Regions from separate parts of the Homo sapiens genome. Here region 2 is linked to region 1. Evidence: chromatin loops called from intact Hi-C (ENCODE). Cell type or tissue: psoas muscle. All regions are shown on one strand.

Evidence for each region. A loop is a pair of places that touch in the nucleus more often than their neighbours do. Peaks named below come from ENCODE experiments on the same cell type or tissue, not always from the same donor. Only the 100,000 strongest peaks of a DNase experiment are listed, where the experiment ranks them.
Region 2: a loop joins it to region 1, with 2.0 times the contacts of the local background. A loop is called at or near these places in 5 of 110 quality-filtered maps.

The regions. Positions count from the first base shown.
Region 1 is chr1:229,861,046-229,869,045 of GRCh38, reverse strand. It overlaps LOC105373162 (a long non-coding RNA gene), which reads left to right and starts at 2,084. Exons shown (of 4, transcript XR_001737830.1): 1 at 2,084-2,287. In psoas muscle, no CTCF peak of the experiment used is centred here; DNase peaks (open chromatin) are centred at 3,608, 4,725 and 5,215; H3K4me3 peaks cover 1,937 bases; H3K27ac peaks cover 5,396 bases.
Region 2 is chr1:230,173,230-230,181,229 of GRCh38, reverse strand. It overlaps GALNT2 (polypeptide N-acetylgalactosaminyltransferase 2), which reads right to left. Exons shown (of 16, transcript NM_004481.5): 2 at 2,919-3,012. Among named protein-coding and RNA genes, the nearest start is that of GALNT2, 110 kb to the right of the region's middle. RefSeq lists a silencer at 5,029-5,256. In psoas muscle, no CTCF peak of the experiment used is centred here; a DNase peak (open chromatin) is centred at 3,919; H3K4me3 peaks cover 722 bases; H3K27ac peaks cover 1,315 bases.

The sequences.
Region 1 (8,000 bases):
TTCCCCATCTCTGCTACTGGTTTCTCTCCTTTCTGCTCCCTCAGTTTGGGTCATTCTGAGGGGGTCCCACCACCTCCCTCTCCTCCTACTGCACGCACTTCCCCTGGGCCCCTTCATCCCAGCCCGTGGCTTCACTCTGCACTGCACATAATGAGTGACATCGTCACCTTTGCATTTCTCCAGCATGAGAGTTACTGTTGACCCTTGTACAATGCGGGAGCTCGGGGGTGCCGACCCTGCGCAGTAAAAAATTCATGTATAAATTTTAACTCCCCAAAAGCTTAACTACTAATGGGGTACAGTTGACCAGAAGCCTTACTGATAACATAAACAGTAAATTAACACATATTTTGTATGTTTTGTGTATTATATACTGTGTTCTTATAATAAAGTAATCTAGAGAAAAGAAAATACTACTAAGAAAATCATACGGAAAAGAAAATACATTTTTTATTAAGTGGAAGTGGAGCATTGTAAAGGTCTTCATCCTCATTGTGTTCATGTTGAGTAGGCTGAGGAGGAGGAAGGAGGAGCTGGTCTTGCTGTCTCAGGGGTAGCAGAGGTGAAAAAATAATCCCTATATAAGTGGACCTGGGCAGTTCAAACCCGTGTTGCTCAAAGGTCAACTGTACTATGAATATTTCAAAAAGGTTCTTAGAAATCTAAAACATCAGAGCCAAAAAGCACTTAGAGGTGACTTGGTGAGAACTGCTTTAGTTAAAGATAATAATGAAAGAAAATAATAATGTATAGTATGTTCCATGGACTGTCCTAAGCCCTTTCCATATATTAACTAATTTAATCCTCACACCAACCATCAGAAGAGGTGGTATTATTACCCCTACTTCACATTTGAGGGCCCTGAGGCCCAGAGGGGTTGAAAGGCCATGCCCAAGTTCTCTTAGGGAGTGTGTGGCAGAGCCAGGGTTCATGCCCAGGCAGCCTGGGTCCAGATTACAAGATGTTCAAGGTTAAAATCAAATTAACCACTTGGCGTAATCAAAATCCCACACAGTCCAGCCCCACTCACCTCCCCAGGTATTTGACAGACTGAGCCCAAACCTGCTTTCATCTTACCCACATTGACCTTTGTACTGCATCCCCTCTGGCTGGCCGCAGTGCCTTTGCACATGCTATTCTCTGCTTCAGGCAGTCATCCCCACCCACTTTCTTCTAGTCCACACCATTCGTCCTTGTGGTTTCTGCTGCTGAAGCTTTCCCTACTTTCTTAGGTTAGGGCAAAATTTCCTCTTACAGCCTGTAGTACCTTGCAGTTTCATATCTGTTGTGATAATTCAGCTAACATCAGCCTCTCACTACACTAGAAACTGCAGGAGGAAGGAATAAGGTCTGCTTGCTGCTGACTCTTCCCGGGCTGGCACAGCGCCTGGGCCATTGGTATCTGTGGGGGAAATAACTGGATGGCAGGACCCATGCCTCTCCTGAATCCCAACCTATGTTTTCCTGGGATTCTAGGCTTTTCCCCTCCATTACCGTTGAGGAAAATAGCCCTAGTAACCAGCAAAAAAGCCTGGTATTATATCTCCTGGGTATAGAAAAGACATCAGATGTTTTTCTCTCTGGTCTAAATTTCTTTTTATTCTCTCTGTAAATCTAGAAAAGTATTCACATTTCATTAAATTGATTCAGATTGAATCTAAATGAGGGTTAAATATAATTTTCTGAATGCTACCAACCTATAATTCCTGTGTCTAAATAAAAATAACCAACAGTTTAAAATGAGGTGATGGGTGAGATTTCATTTGGTGGTTTGAAGCCCTCTGAATTTGCTACAGATAATCAGATTTGCCACAGAAAGTATTTGTATGCTTTCTTTACTTGTGCTTAATATTGGCCCACTTTTTTTTTTTTCTTTGAGACAGGGTCTTGCCCAGGCTGGAGTGCAGTGGCACAAAGCTCACTGCAGCCTTGAACCTGTGGGCAAGTGATCCTTCTGCCTCAGCCTCCCAAGTAGCTGGGACTACAGGAATGCAACACCACAACCGGCCTTTTTTTTTTCATTTATAGGGATGGGTCTCAGCGTGTTGCCCAGGCTGGCCTCAAACTCCTAGCCTCAAATGATCCGCCCACCTCAGCCTCCTAAAATGCTGAGATTACAGGCATGAGCCACCCTGCCCAGCCTGGCCTGGTTCTTTTACAAAACATTCTAGATGTTTATGACTCACGTGTCTTTGGTACAAAAGAGGGGTGGGGGAAACAGGGTGTGTCCGGAATTGGTGGGTTCTTGCTCTCACTGACTTCAAGAATGAAGCCGCAGACCCTCACGGTGAGTGTTAACAGCTCTTAAGGTGGCGCGTCTGGAGTCTGTCCCTTCTGATGTTCAGATGTGTTGGGAGTTTCTTCCTTCTGGTGGGTTCGTGGTCTCGCTGGCTCAGGAGTGAAGCTGCAGACCTTCACAGTGAGTGTTACAGCTCTTAAGGTAGCACGTCTGGAGTTGTTCATTCCTCCCGGTGGGCTCATGGTCTTGCTGGGCTCAGGAGTGAAGCTGCAGATCTTCGCCGTGAGTGTTACAGCTCATAAAAGCAGCGTGGACCCGAAGAGTGAGCAGTAGCAAGATTTATTGCAAAGAGCGAAAGAACAAAGCTTCCACGGTGTGGAAGGGGACCCAAGAGGGTTGCCAATGCTGGCTCCGGCAACCCGCTTTTATTCTCTTACCTGGCCCCACCCACATCCTGCTGATTGGTAGAGCCGAGTGGCCTGTTTTGTCAGGGTGCTGATTGGTGTGTTTACAATCCCTGAGCTAGATACAAAGGTTCTCCACGTCCCCATCAGATTAGTTAGATACAGAGTTTCGACACACAGGTTCTCCAAGGCCCCACCAGAGCAGCTAGATACAGAGTGTCGATTGGTGCATTCACAAACCTTGAGCTAAACACAGGGTGCTGATTGGTGTGTTTACAAACCTTGAGCTAGATACAGAGTGCCGATTGGTGTATTTACAATCCTTGAGCTAGACATAAAGGTTCTCCACGTCCTCACCAGAGCAGCTAGATACAGAGTGTCGATTGGTGCACTCACAAACCTTGAGCTAAACACAGGGTGCTGATTGGTGTATTTACAATCCCTGAGCTACATGTAAAGACTCTCCACGTCCCCACCAGACTCAGGAGCCCAGCTGGCTTCACCCAGTGGATCCCGCACCAGGGCTGCGGGTGGAGCTGCCTGCCAGTCCTGCGCCGTGCGCTCGCATTCCTCAGCCCTTGGGTGGTCGATGGGACTGGGCACCGTGGAATAGAGGGTGGTGCTCGTCGGGGAAGCTCGGGCCGCACAGGAGCCCATGGAGTGGGTGGGAGGCTCAGGCATGGCGGGCTGCAGGTCCCGAGCCCTGCCCCGTGGGAAGGCAGCTAAGGCCCGGTGAGAAATCGAGCGCAGCGCCGGCAGGCTGGCACTGCTGGGGGACCCAGTACACCCTCCGCAGCCACTGGCCCGGGTGCTAAGCCCCTCACAGCCCGGGGCCGCAGGGCCGGCCGGCCGCTCCGAGTGCGGGGCCCGCCAAGCCACCCCACCCAGAACTCCAGCTGGCCGGCAAGCGCCGCGCACAACCCCAGTTCCTGCTCGCGCCTCTCCCTCCACACCTCCCTGCAAGCTGAGGGAGCCAGCTCTGGCCTTGGCCGGCCCAGAAACGGGCTCCCACAGTGCAGCGGCGGGCCGAAGGGCTCCTCAAGTGCCGCCAAAGTGGGAACCCAGGCAGAGGAGGCGCCGAGAGCGAGCGAGGGCTGTGAGGACTGCCAGCACGCTGTCACCTCTCAAGGGGATATGGGATGAGCCAGATACCCCAAAATATCTTCCTAAACTCCACAGAAGGGAGCGAGGCAGGGCAGAGGGCACCAAGGGAGGTGCCCCGTGAGATTCTGCACAGAGGGTTCGAATGACAGGGCCTTGCTGTGAAAGTCACCGAGTGCGCTTGTTTTTGTTTGGGTGGAAATCACTCAGAATAACATGGCTCGCTGCACTCAGATGCCAGCTCTTGGGATGATATTAAATCTCCCTACTGAATACAAAGTCTCCTGTTAAAAAGCAATCAAAATAATCCTCAGGAACAGGTGGACGATAAATTAATGAGCACAATCTTTTCCTTCAAATTGAGCTGGGGAAGAAATTAATTACTGGGCAAACCGGTAACAAAGAGGGATCCCCGCCTCCTGCAGCCTTGGAGCCCTCTGTGATTTTGTTCTCCCGAAATCTAATTTCCATGAAACACTTCAGGGAAGTGTGTATCGCAGCATAAGAATTTCTTAGCAGGCGTGCTAATATGAACGCCATAATTCCCCAGTAAGGAGATCTCGCTCTGCTCGAAAGGCCTGGGACTGACAAGGATGATATTTCAGAGAGGTCTGCAGTTCGTTCCCAGACACTGTTAATAACCACCATACAGATTAAATGAGGACTGAGCTGGTGGGACTGGACCCCCGGAAGGTGGATATAAATTTTATTTATAGGATAGATATGTACAAATACATAAAATCTTTATTTTCAGTGGCATAACTTCTATATCTGCCTAGAATACAAATACACTTTCCTGGGTGATCCAGTGTCCTTTGCAGAGAGTTTCTAAGGCAGAAGCCTTAGCAATGTCACCCTTGCAGCTATTTATAGGGCCCTGGCACTTGGTGGAAGCTGACTAATGGTGGCATGCCAAATGACACCGAGAACACTGCTGCTGGCCCTAAATCATCCTCTCATGAGTCCACACTCTGTGGCCCTTCTCCCTTCCCAGGCTGGGATGCCGCTTCTGTCTGGGGTTGGGCAGACACGGCCAGGACTCAGCCCCTGTTAAGGGGAAGGAGAAGGAGAGTAATGTTTGCCTGAGCCAGGTCCTGTATTAGGCTACTTACATTAAATCCTCTGGGCCACCTGGGAGGTTGGGCAACTGGCTTCCTTGGCTTGAACACGAAGAAAACAAGACTCAGAGGTTACATTTCTTCCCTCTGGGACAGACCACTGAGACCTGGCTAATAGCAGTGGGATATTCCCGACTCGGTGGCCTTCCTTTGTCCCTTACGCTTCTCACTGCTGTTCAGTGAGTAACACTTGATTTTCTTTATCCTGCTTGACTTTCAGTGAGCAGCTGGATCTCAGCTGGGAAGGAAACCTTGGAAGTGCTCCTAGGACCAGGGCTGGAGGAGCCAGCCGGCCCTGCCCTCCCTGTGGGAGATGCTGACCTCCTCCTAACCTCCCTTTCTGTTTCCAGCCTGTAAAGTGAGGGCGTGAATGCTTAATTTCCCAGGCTGGTGTGAGGAATCGATGGGACAACTCAGTAAACGGCTGACCCCTGCCTGGCACGGAGGTAGTGACAAGCCCTGCCAGGGTGGCCCGAGTGTCCCGGTGCTGGGCCCGCCACTGCCTCTTAGATGTTCTTTCATCTTGGACGTCTGAGAGGCAGTGAAATCGCTTCATTTCTCTGAGTCTCAGTTTCCTCATCTGTGATGTGACAATCACATCCTCTCATGACTTTACGTATAAATCAGTGAAAATGGTAGGTTATTAATTTTTAATTTGAAAAACAGAAATTTTTACAAATGCAAGCCCCATTCTACAATAGTGGGCCACATGGGACTCAAAAGTGATGGGACCCACCCTTAGACCCATTAGGATGGCTATTATAATAAACAAAACAAAATAGAAAACAACAAGTGTTGGTGAGGATATGGAGAAACTGGAACCTTTGTACCCTGTTGGTGGGAATGCAAAATGGTGCAGCCATTGTGGAAAATCACATGGTGGTTTCTCAAAAAATTAAGAATAGAATTGCCATGTGAGTATATTCCACTTCGGAGGATACACCTGAAAGAATTGAAAGCAGGGTGTCAAAGAGATACTTGTGCACCCATGTTCACAGCAGCACTATTCACAATAGTGAAAGGAAGGAGTAACCTACGTGTCCACTGGTGAAAGAAGGAACAAACAATACGTGCTCCACATACAATGGAACATTATTCAGCCTTAAAAAGAAGGAGATTCTGGCTGGGCGCGGTGGCTCACGCCTGTAATCCCAGCACTTTGGGAGGCTGTGGCGGGCAGATCCCCTGAGGTCAGGAGTTCCAAATCAGCCTGGCCAACATGGCAAAACCACATCTCTACTAAAAATATAAAAATTAGCTGGGCGTGGTGGCACACACTTGTAGTCCCAGCCACTCGGGAGGCTGAGGCAGGAGAATAGCTTCAACCTGGGAGGCAGAGGTTGCAGTGAACAGAGATCATGCCATTGCACTCCAGCCTGGGCAACAGAGTGAGACTCTGTCTATAAAAAAAAAAAAAAAGAAAGAAAAAAGAAAAAGAAAAGAAGGAGATTCCTGCAACATGGGTGAAACCTCAGGACATCATGCTCGGTGAAATCAGCCAGTCACATAAGAACAAGTAACAGTATGATTTCACTTATATGAGGTACCCAGAGAGTCAAATTCATAGAGACAGAAAGTGGAATCGTGGCTGCCAGGGTTGTGGGAGGGAGAATGTGGAGTTCGTGTTTAAGGAGTACAGAGTTTCAGTTTGGGACGATGACAGAGTTCTGGAAGATGGATGTGGTGAAGGCCGTGTAACAACGAGAAAGTACTTAATGTCACTGGACTGTTAAAAAAAATGGTTAAAATGGTAAATTGGTTAAAAAAAAAGAGGAGGGTTTTTAAAATGTTTCCCTTCCCACTCTGCCTTTGCCTGCTTCTCTCAGGCAGGGCCAGCTTAGCCATGAGAAGCTGACCCCTTCGACATCGACTGTCTTGTTTTAGACAAGAAGACTCAGAGAATAAACAGGCTTTGTCCGGGCAGTTTACATCGGTGGGAGGGAAGTGAGCTCAGGGCGGGCTTGCCTGAGCTGGAGTCCCTGCCGTGGCCTTCCTCAGCAGGCCTCAGCTTTCTCCCCGTTACACTGGGGGTGATGATAATGACACATCTCAGAGGTGGTGAGGTTTGAATGAGCGAACACACAAAACGTCTCACAGCCTGTGGCATGCATAAGCAACTCAATAAGTCTTAGCTATTAGTATTTTACATGTAAAAAGAGAGAAGGAAGGAACCACTTCTATTATTCCAGCTTACATGGAAAATAAAGTGGTCTGTGCAAGCAGCTTAATGCAGCTGCTGGCAAAATTTGGTTTGCCCTTCCAAAGTCAGCCCAGAGAGTCTGCTGGGGCACTCTCTGTGTAGCTGGTGGGACCTCTATATGCACAGGAAGGTCCACTGCACCCCAGATACCCCTTTCCCAAGGGGAGCCTCTGGAGCCTGCCTTACCTGGGAGGGAAAGACAGAGGAAGAATTATCTCTTCTCCCTGCCCCGTTAGTCTCGGGAAACTTCACAGGCTTGTGACAACCTGCTCCCCTTTCACCTCCCACTCCTCCTTGCCTGCCACAGGGGAGGATGAACTGAACTCAAAAAATGACTGTTCATGGCACAAAGCCTAATGTATTACTGGGGCCATATTCATGGCACCAGCATAATGACAGCCTCAGATCTAATCACATAAATATGAACGTTGAGATTTGGACAAATCATGACCTTGTTGCTGTGTTCCATCGCTAAATCCAGAAGAAAGTGTTCTACACTATAACTATGTAGGAAGCCGGGGTAAAACACCAAAGATCATTTAAACTGAGATGAAGCTGGCAGAAGCTTCTTAATGCTGCACGCAGTTGAGAGGTAGAGACTCAAATCACCCTTTAAGAGCTGATAGTGCCTGTGTTCTAAGAAACCCACCCTACATGAACAAGTGACCATTAACCACAAGTCAGAATCTGAGAGTTGGGTCTGGGGAAGCAGGTGTGGAGGGGTGACGAAGTGGGGTTGTCACTCTGCAGCCCTTGCTGATTTGATTTAAAAAAAAAAAAGAGTTTCAAGTGTATGTTTGGGTGGAGATGAAAATGTTCCTTCACAAACAGCTGCTCCAACAAATCAGAAACCAAAGCTGGGGGCCTGGAGTGGCCCCAGCTGAGCTGATTCATCCTAGACTGCCCTGACGGTCTATATGTGGAGTTATCTAAGACAA
Region 2 (8,000 bases), 310 kb before region 1:
CCTGCAGCTAACATCATACTTAATGGTGAAAAACTGGAAACTTTCCCACTAAGATCAGGAACAAGGCAAAGATGACCCCTCACCACTCTTCTTCAACACTGTGCTGGAAGTCCTAGCTAATGAAATAAGACAAAAAAAAAAGTATAAAGATTGGAAGAAAATAAATAAAATCCTATTTGTTCATAGATCACATGATTGTCTGTGCAGAAAACCTGAAACAATGAACAAAAATTTCCTAGGACTAATAAACAATTACAGCAAGGTTACAAGATGTGAGGTCAATATACAAAAGTCAACTGCTTTCCTATATACCAGTAACAAAGGAGTGGAATGTGAAGTGAAAATCACAAGACCATTTACATTAGAAACTCCCAAAATGAAAAACTTAGGTACAAATCTGACAAAATATGTATAAATTCTGTATGAGGAAAACTACAAAATTCTGATAAAAGGTATCAAAAGAATTAAATGAAAAAATATTTGACATTCATGGGGAGTAAGACAATATGGTCAAAATGTCAGTTAATCTCAACTTGATCTATAGATTCAATGCAATTAGAGCCAAAATCCCAGCAAGTTGTTTTGTGGATATTAACAAACTGATTCTAAAATTTACAAATTTATATGGAACAGCAAAAGATCTGGAATAGCTAAAACTACCTTGAAAGAAAACAAAGGTGACTAACACTACTCGGCTTCAAGACTTTACATGAAGTCATGGTAATCAAGGCAGTGTGGTAGTGGCAAAATAACAGAAAAATAGACCAATGGAAGCAAATAAAGAGCTCCAATATAGAACCATACGAATATTGCCAACTGATCTCTGACAAAGGAGCAAAGGCAATAAAGCGGAGAGAAGAGAGTCTCTTCAGCAAATGTTTCTGGAAGACCTGGACACTCACATGCCAAAAAAAAAAAAAAAAAAAAAAAAAAGAACCTAGACACAGCTCTTACACTTTTCACAAAATTAACTCCAAATGAATCACAGACCTAAATGTAAAACACCAAAGTAGGCCAGGCGTGGTGGCTCCCGCTGTAATTCCAGCACTTTGGGAGGCCGAGGCGGGCGGATCACCTGAGGTCAGGAGTTTGAGACCAGCCTGGCCAACATGGCAAAACGCTGTCTCTACTAAAAATACAAAAATTAGCTGGGCTTGGTGGCAGATGCCTGTAATCCCAGCTACTGGGAGGCTTAAACAGGAGAATCGCTTGAACCTGGGAGGTGGAGGTTGCAATGAGCTGAGATTTCACCACTGCACTCCAGCTTGGGCAACAGAGTGAGACTCTGTCTCAAATAAATAAGTAAATACACCAAAGTATAAAACTCATAGAAGATAACATAGAAGAAAATCTAGGTGACCTTTTTGTCATGGTGAAGACTTTTTAGAGAAAACACCAAAGGCGTGACAATGAAGGAAATAATTGATAAGCCAGATTTTAATCAATTAAAATCTTCTAGGACACTATCAAGACAATGAGAAGACAGGCCACAGACTAGGAGAAACATTTACAAAACCCATATCTGATAAAGGACGATTATCCTAAATGTATACAGACTCTTAAAACTCAACAATAAGAAAATGAACCACTGGATTAAAAATGCGCAAAAGGAGTGAACACCTCAGAAAAGAAAATATACAGATGGCAAATAAGCCTATGAAAAGATGCTCAACATCATATGTCATTAGAGAATTGGAAATAAAAACAAAAGTGAAATACTACTCCACACCTATTAGAGTGGCCTAAATCCAGAACACTGGCAACACCAAATGCTGGTGAGGATGTAGAGAAACAGGAACCCTCACTCACTGTGGTGGGAATGGAAAATGGAACAGCCACTTTGGAAAACAACTTAGCAGTTTCTTACAAAACTCAGCATACTCTTACCATATGATCCAGCAATCATACCCTTTGGTATTTACCCAAATGAGCTGAAAACTTATGTCTACACGAAAACTGGTACATAGATATTTATAGTAGCTTTAATCATAATTGCCAAAACTTGGAAGCAACCAAGATGTCCTTCACTAGGTGAATAAACAAACTAATACACCCAGACAATGGAATGTTAATTCATTAAGAAATGAGCTATCCAGCCATGAAAAGACATGGAGGAACCTTAAATATATATTAAATATTAATATATTAAAATAAATATATATTAAATATATATTACTCAGTGAAAGAAGCTAATCTGAAAAGCTGACATACCCTATGATTCCAACTGCCTGACATTCTAGAAAAGCAAAACTTCAGAGGCAACAAAAGGATCGCTGGTTGCCAGGGGCTGGGGGGAGCAAAGGATGAATGGGCAGAGCACGGAGGACTCTTAAGGCAGTGAAACGACTCTGTATGATACTACAATGGCGGCTAAACGCCATTATGCATTTGTCCAAACCCACAGAATGTGTAACATCGAGAGTGAACCCTAATGTCAACTACAGACTTCGGGTGATGATGACGTGTCAATGCAGGTTCATGGATTGTAACAAATGTACCACTCTGTTGGGGGATACTGACAATGGAGGAGGTTGTATGTGTGTTGGGGGTGGGGGTGCAGGAGGTATACAGGAATTCTCTGTACCTTCCCCTCAGTTTTGTTCTGAAGCTAAAACTGCCCTAAAAAATAAAGTCTATTAAAAATATTTCATGAACTAATATATACTAATATATACTTTCTACTTTAGTCTATTTTTATTTTCTTTTCAACACATTTTGGTCACCTCCTATAAAAGTTTTAACTTGACCACCCACTAATGGGTCCGATGGAAGTTGGCAAAGCAGTGCTTTAGGGCGGTGTCTCCTGCTGACCTATGGAATCCAGCCTCTCCCCACAGACCACCTGCTCCAAGAGCCATGCTCAGTCCACTCCCAATCACGTGCTCAAAGCAAGATGGCTTCCTGGCCCCTGGCAGTACCTGGAGGGAGGGTCTCCATGCTTTGTGCTTTCTCTTCTCCATTGCTGTGATGAAGGTCTTTCTTTTTAATGGGGTCAATTTCATTCCAGTCCTCCTAGGGGAACAAAGACACTGAATGAGTTGACTTGTTCTTCAAGCACACCTTCATTCATCAGTTCAATACATACCGAGTCTTAGGAGAGTTAACACTTGGCCCTGGGGATGCACTGATGAGCAGGAGGGAGGGCACATCTTAAAGACCCCACACACCAGAAATTGTTAGGGAGTCAAGATGCAAGGGGAGAAAAGTATGGGCATGACCTTTCCCAAGGGTTTGCATTTCTCTCTTCATTTTATATTTGTATTGCTTATCTGTGGGAAGGAAATACTCCAAAAACTCCCAGGGCTTTGGGGATTTGTGAGGGTGGGGAAGCGAGATAGGGAAAGTGGATTAAATGAAATAATTCTAGAGTGGTTAAATTAAAGCCATTAAAATGAAGGTAGCTCTCCAGACATCTTAGGTGGTTTATGGACATCTTAGGACCAGATTCTCCCTAAGGGCTCCTTTGAGCTCCCCTCAGAGAGTGTTAAATGATTTAATTCCACTGACTAACACAGGAGCAGGGGGTAGGGCCACCAAGCTTTTTCTAGGACTTACTCTAATAGGACTGCCAATGAAACAGAGATACATATTAAGGACTCAATGTGAAAACAGAATAAGATATAAGCTCTGGCAGAATTTATTCAACTCATCTGGGCAAACAATTTACTCTAATTTATCAACATTAAATCAGACTAAATAACAACTGCACGACCACAGAGCTAAATATATATTTTCCACCACTGGGAATCTGATTTCTGTGACTAAAATAAGAAAGGTTTCTGTATATAACCCAAATCAGAAATAAGCCATGGCTAGTAATTTTCCCACCAGACTCCTGTGAGCCAAGCATTGTCAGCTGGCCATTTTCCTGAGCAGATGCGATTAGGCGGATACGCAACAGTAATCCCTCCCTGCGGGGCGGGGAACCCAGCTCTCCCCGGGTTTATTCCACCAGCACTCCTCTGGACCAGTGCGGACTGTGTGCTGCACGCACGTTCACCACTGGAGACGTTTTGGTTCTTTACTTAAAACGTAAAGTGAGATCTGCAGAAGGGTAAACCTCAGGGCCTGGGCCAAATGACACATTTTTTCCAAATGCAACTTGCTTTGCCAATAATCTGCATTTTTACTCAAGAGGTGCGGTAATTAGACAGAAACTGTGCCTAAGACTCCCCCATCTCTTGGCTAGCTTTTGCTTCCGTTGCTTCTCTAATGAGGCGATACAGCTGGGTTTATCACATCAGGGCTGCCGTGAAAATGGCAGGAAGGGAGGAACTGTAGCCTTGGCGGGCTGGTGAGAGAAACCATTCTGCAGCCGGGGGTCCAAGCCCCACCCACCCAGCAGAACACCTTCCTGGCCTTTAAGTGCCCCATGTACTTTTGCAAGTCTTACCCCACGCTGCAACAAATGTATTAGAATGCAGCTGTATCCCAATTTAAATAATTTTTACTGCAAAAAAGTTTTGAAAAGATATATTTATAACTTGGCTTTTGAGATTACTTGGCTATAAAGAAACTTTCAATTTACTACTGGCACTGATTTTGCGGGAACCCTGGCAGATAGGCAACGGTGAGAGAATTTAACCCACCAACTGGCTTTACAAAGTAAGGAGATACATGTGAATACGAAATCAGCAAGTAATGAAATTACCACAGTCACACTCTGCAGACTTTTAATTACGCATTAATTTTTATTTTGAGGCTTGATTGTAGCATTGTGGCTGATAATTCCCACCTCTCAACCCCCACCCCAGCATCTGGCCTTCTATGTACACCAGCTAATGGATCAAATCATTTAAACTTGTAGCTGAATAAAATCAAAAGTGAACACTGCCAGTGGGGCTGGTGACTCTAGCATATTTTCTACATGTAAAAATAAAGTCATCATCTGTAGTCATTATCTGACATTTGCAGGTCAACCATCAGTGTTTTCCCAGAAAATAAACTTTTTTTTTGTGCCCACAAATAAGATTGATTTGCCCACAGGTAACACTCCTCACCCTCCCTTCTTCCTTCCAATCAATGATGCCTACTATAAAACTAGTGCAGGGTGAGCACTCCTCAACCTCCCTTCTTCCTTCCAATCAACGATGCCTACTATAAAACTAGTGCAGGGTGAGTTCATGCCCATATAATTAGGGCATGACAAGGTACCAAGCAGATGGAACAAGCCCTGCCATTTACGAATACCTACTATGCGCCAAGCATTGTGCATTGACCCTCTCTCATTCCTGCATTTTATAATTCCTGTCTTACAATGAGGACACATAAGATAGGCTAAGCAATTTGTCCAGGTTACGCAGCTGGTAAAAAGCTAAATCTGGCCCTTTATGTAAGTCAGAGTGGGAATGACAGGCTAGGGCTCGATTTAAACTAAATTATAAGAGCCTGATTCTCAAAATGTCATAAAAACCCAAGAATACATTTCTAGGAGGTCACTCACATAGGACTGTTTTGTTCTGGACTCCCAGGCCAAAACCTGCAGATTATCATCTTAAATACCTGCTCCTACAGTAAAAATGGGGAAGGGGAAGAGGAGCCCCCAAGGAGAAGGAGGGGGAGGACAGTGAGGAGGAGGAGGGGGAGAGGGAAAGGAGGAGGAGGGGAGAGGGAGGGGGAGGAGGAGGACGAGGAGGGGACGAGGAGGGGAGGAGGCAGAGGAGGAGGGGAAGGAGGGGGAGGGGAGGACAATGAAAAGGAGGAACCACCATGGTGACTGCTGCCTAACACAGTATTTACGAGGTGCCAAGCCCCACTCTGGACACTGCACATATGCTCATCTTCCTGCAATGCTATTACTATTCCAATTTTACAGGTGAGGAAGCCAAGGCACTGAACATTTAGTGTTCGTATGAGGCTGGATCCACACCCTGGGGAGCTCAGGGCTGGAGTTTATGGTCTCAGTCATTTAGCTGTACTGCCTCTAGATAAGATAGCTTCCTCCCTCCCTCAACTAAATAGCCAAAGTTCAATTAAGACATTGTACTAACCATTCATCTCAGAATATGTCTGGTCACTAGAAATAAATTCCTACAAAGATGGCTGACTAGGTTCACTGGCTGATGGAGCACCCACACTCAACCCACCACTGGTCTGTAGATGCTTGTCTTGTCCCACTCTCTTCTCTCCACCCCTACCGAAGGCCTTGGCCTGGTATTAAGAAAGTCAGCTCCTAGAGACACAGCAGGGGCCAGGCATCTTGGCCTGTGCTGTGCAAAGACACCCACAGACAAGCGTGGGGAACAACGGCCCAGAGGCACAGGCCCCGCGTAGAACAGGGCCCCCAGGAAGGCTGTACACGGAAGTGGTACCTCGGTGGAGACCTAAGGGAGGCAAGAAGGAACAATGGGGACTAGCGGTGGTGGGTGTACCAGACAGATGGAACAAGGGAAAGATCAAAAACAGGAGGGCACGGAAGCGGCAGGATAGTCTGAGACCTGTATTCTAGAAATATCACTATGGCTATAAGGTGGGGGCAGACTAGAGGGCACAAGAGAGCCCAGGAGGCCATTTCAGTAATGCAGCAATGGGAAGATGGCATGCTGGACCCAGTCCAGGTCCCGGAGGGACAGAGCGGAGACAGGTGCAGCTAGGAGGGGCTGGCAATGCAGCAGGAGGAGTGCGAAGGGGAAGAAGAATCAAAGACGGCCCCAGGTTTCTGACTGCAGCACTTCCTACACAGGTGTGATGTCCACCGAGAAGAAATGCAAGACAGTTGCTGGGGAGGGTAAGAAGCAGTGCTAGGAAATATAGAGGAGTTTGGTTTGGAAATGATGAAGCTACTGTGAGATACCAAGAGGAGGCATCTGCAAACAGATGGAGGCACAAATCTGGGGTTGTGAAAAGGCCCCGGGTAATTAAAGCTACTGGTGAGCAGGAGGGAGACCACTCAGGGAAGGTGAGGTGTCAGTGCAGGGGAGAGGAGAGGCCAATGCTGCAGGGACAAGTAGGAAAGGAGGAGACCCCGCATGACACGTGGGGAGCAGCACTGGCCTCGGAGCCAGAGCCTTGGGTTCCAGCCACGCCTCTGCCAATGGCAGTGGGTGTTGGAGTCTAACTTCTCTAAGATTAGGAGGCTGGGCTCAATGCCTCTTGCACAGCGGGTCCCTGCCTGCCCAGTGTTCTTGTGTAGGTGATACATTCAGTTAGCACTTGGGGGTCTTTTACATTTGCTACCTGCTTCGCCCATGTTTGATATCCAAAAAGATTTCAGGTTCTTTGAGGGTAAGGAAAGCTGTCATATTCCTTCTGTATCCTTATGGTACCAAGTGCGCTGGTGGCCTTACAATAGTTGCTCAATAATAAATGCAGCTGAAAAAAAAAAATCCTCGCCCTACTTACTCAGATTGATTGTACTGGCTTCGCCTACTCTGCAGTGGAAGTTTTTCGTTACAATCCCCCTCCCATACATTTACATACATTATAAGACTTATTTACACTAGCATCAGTGCCGCTCAAAAATGGAAATGTACTGAATGCAAATGTATGAAGAAGGCTCTTGCGCCCAGTAGCCACTGGTATCCTGGCTGTGCTACCAACAGATCTGTGTGTTTTCTCCCTTTTAAGGGGAAACTGATGCAGTGACAGACAGGTCCTCTTTTTAGTGACAAGTATAAACTACTGAGATTAGACAAGTCATGATGTGGTTTATGCTGGGTCAAAAGTTGCAGAGAATTCAAAGCCTGTGATCTTGTAAGCCCGCTTTGATTTCCCAGGATGCAGACCCATCTCTGCTTTGTTTCCACCACCCTCAAAGGAGGGATGTTGACAGTGAATGCAGAATGATTACCCCACAGACAGATGGTGCTTCAGGAAAGTGTAGACAAGGGAGGGCTCAGCAGCTCTGACCAAATACTGCATTCCATCAGGGAAGTTTAACCAGAGGTCTAGGATGCCCTGCCAACCAAATGAGAAACATGGGACAGGAGAACGCTGCTGCCCTGCCTGGCATCACCCCTTGGTCTAGAGTATTGGATGCATCCACACGCAGCCTCTGGAAA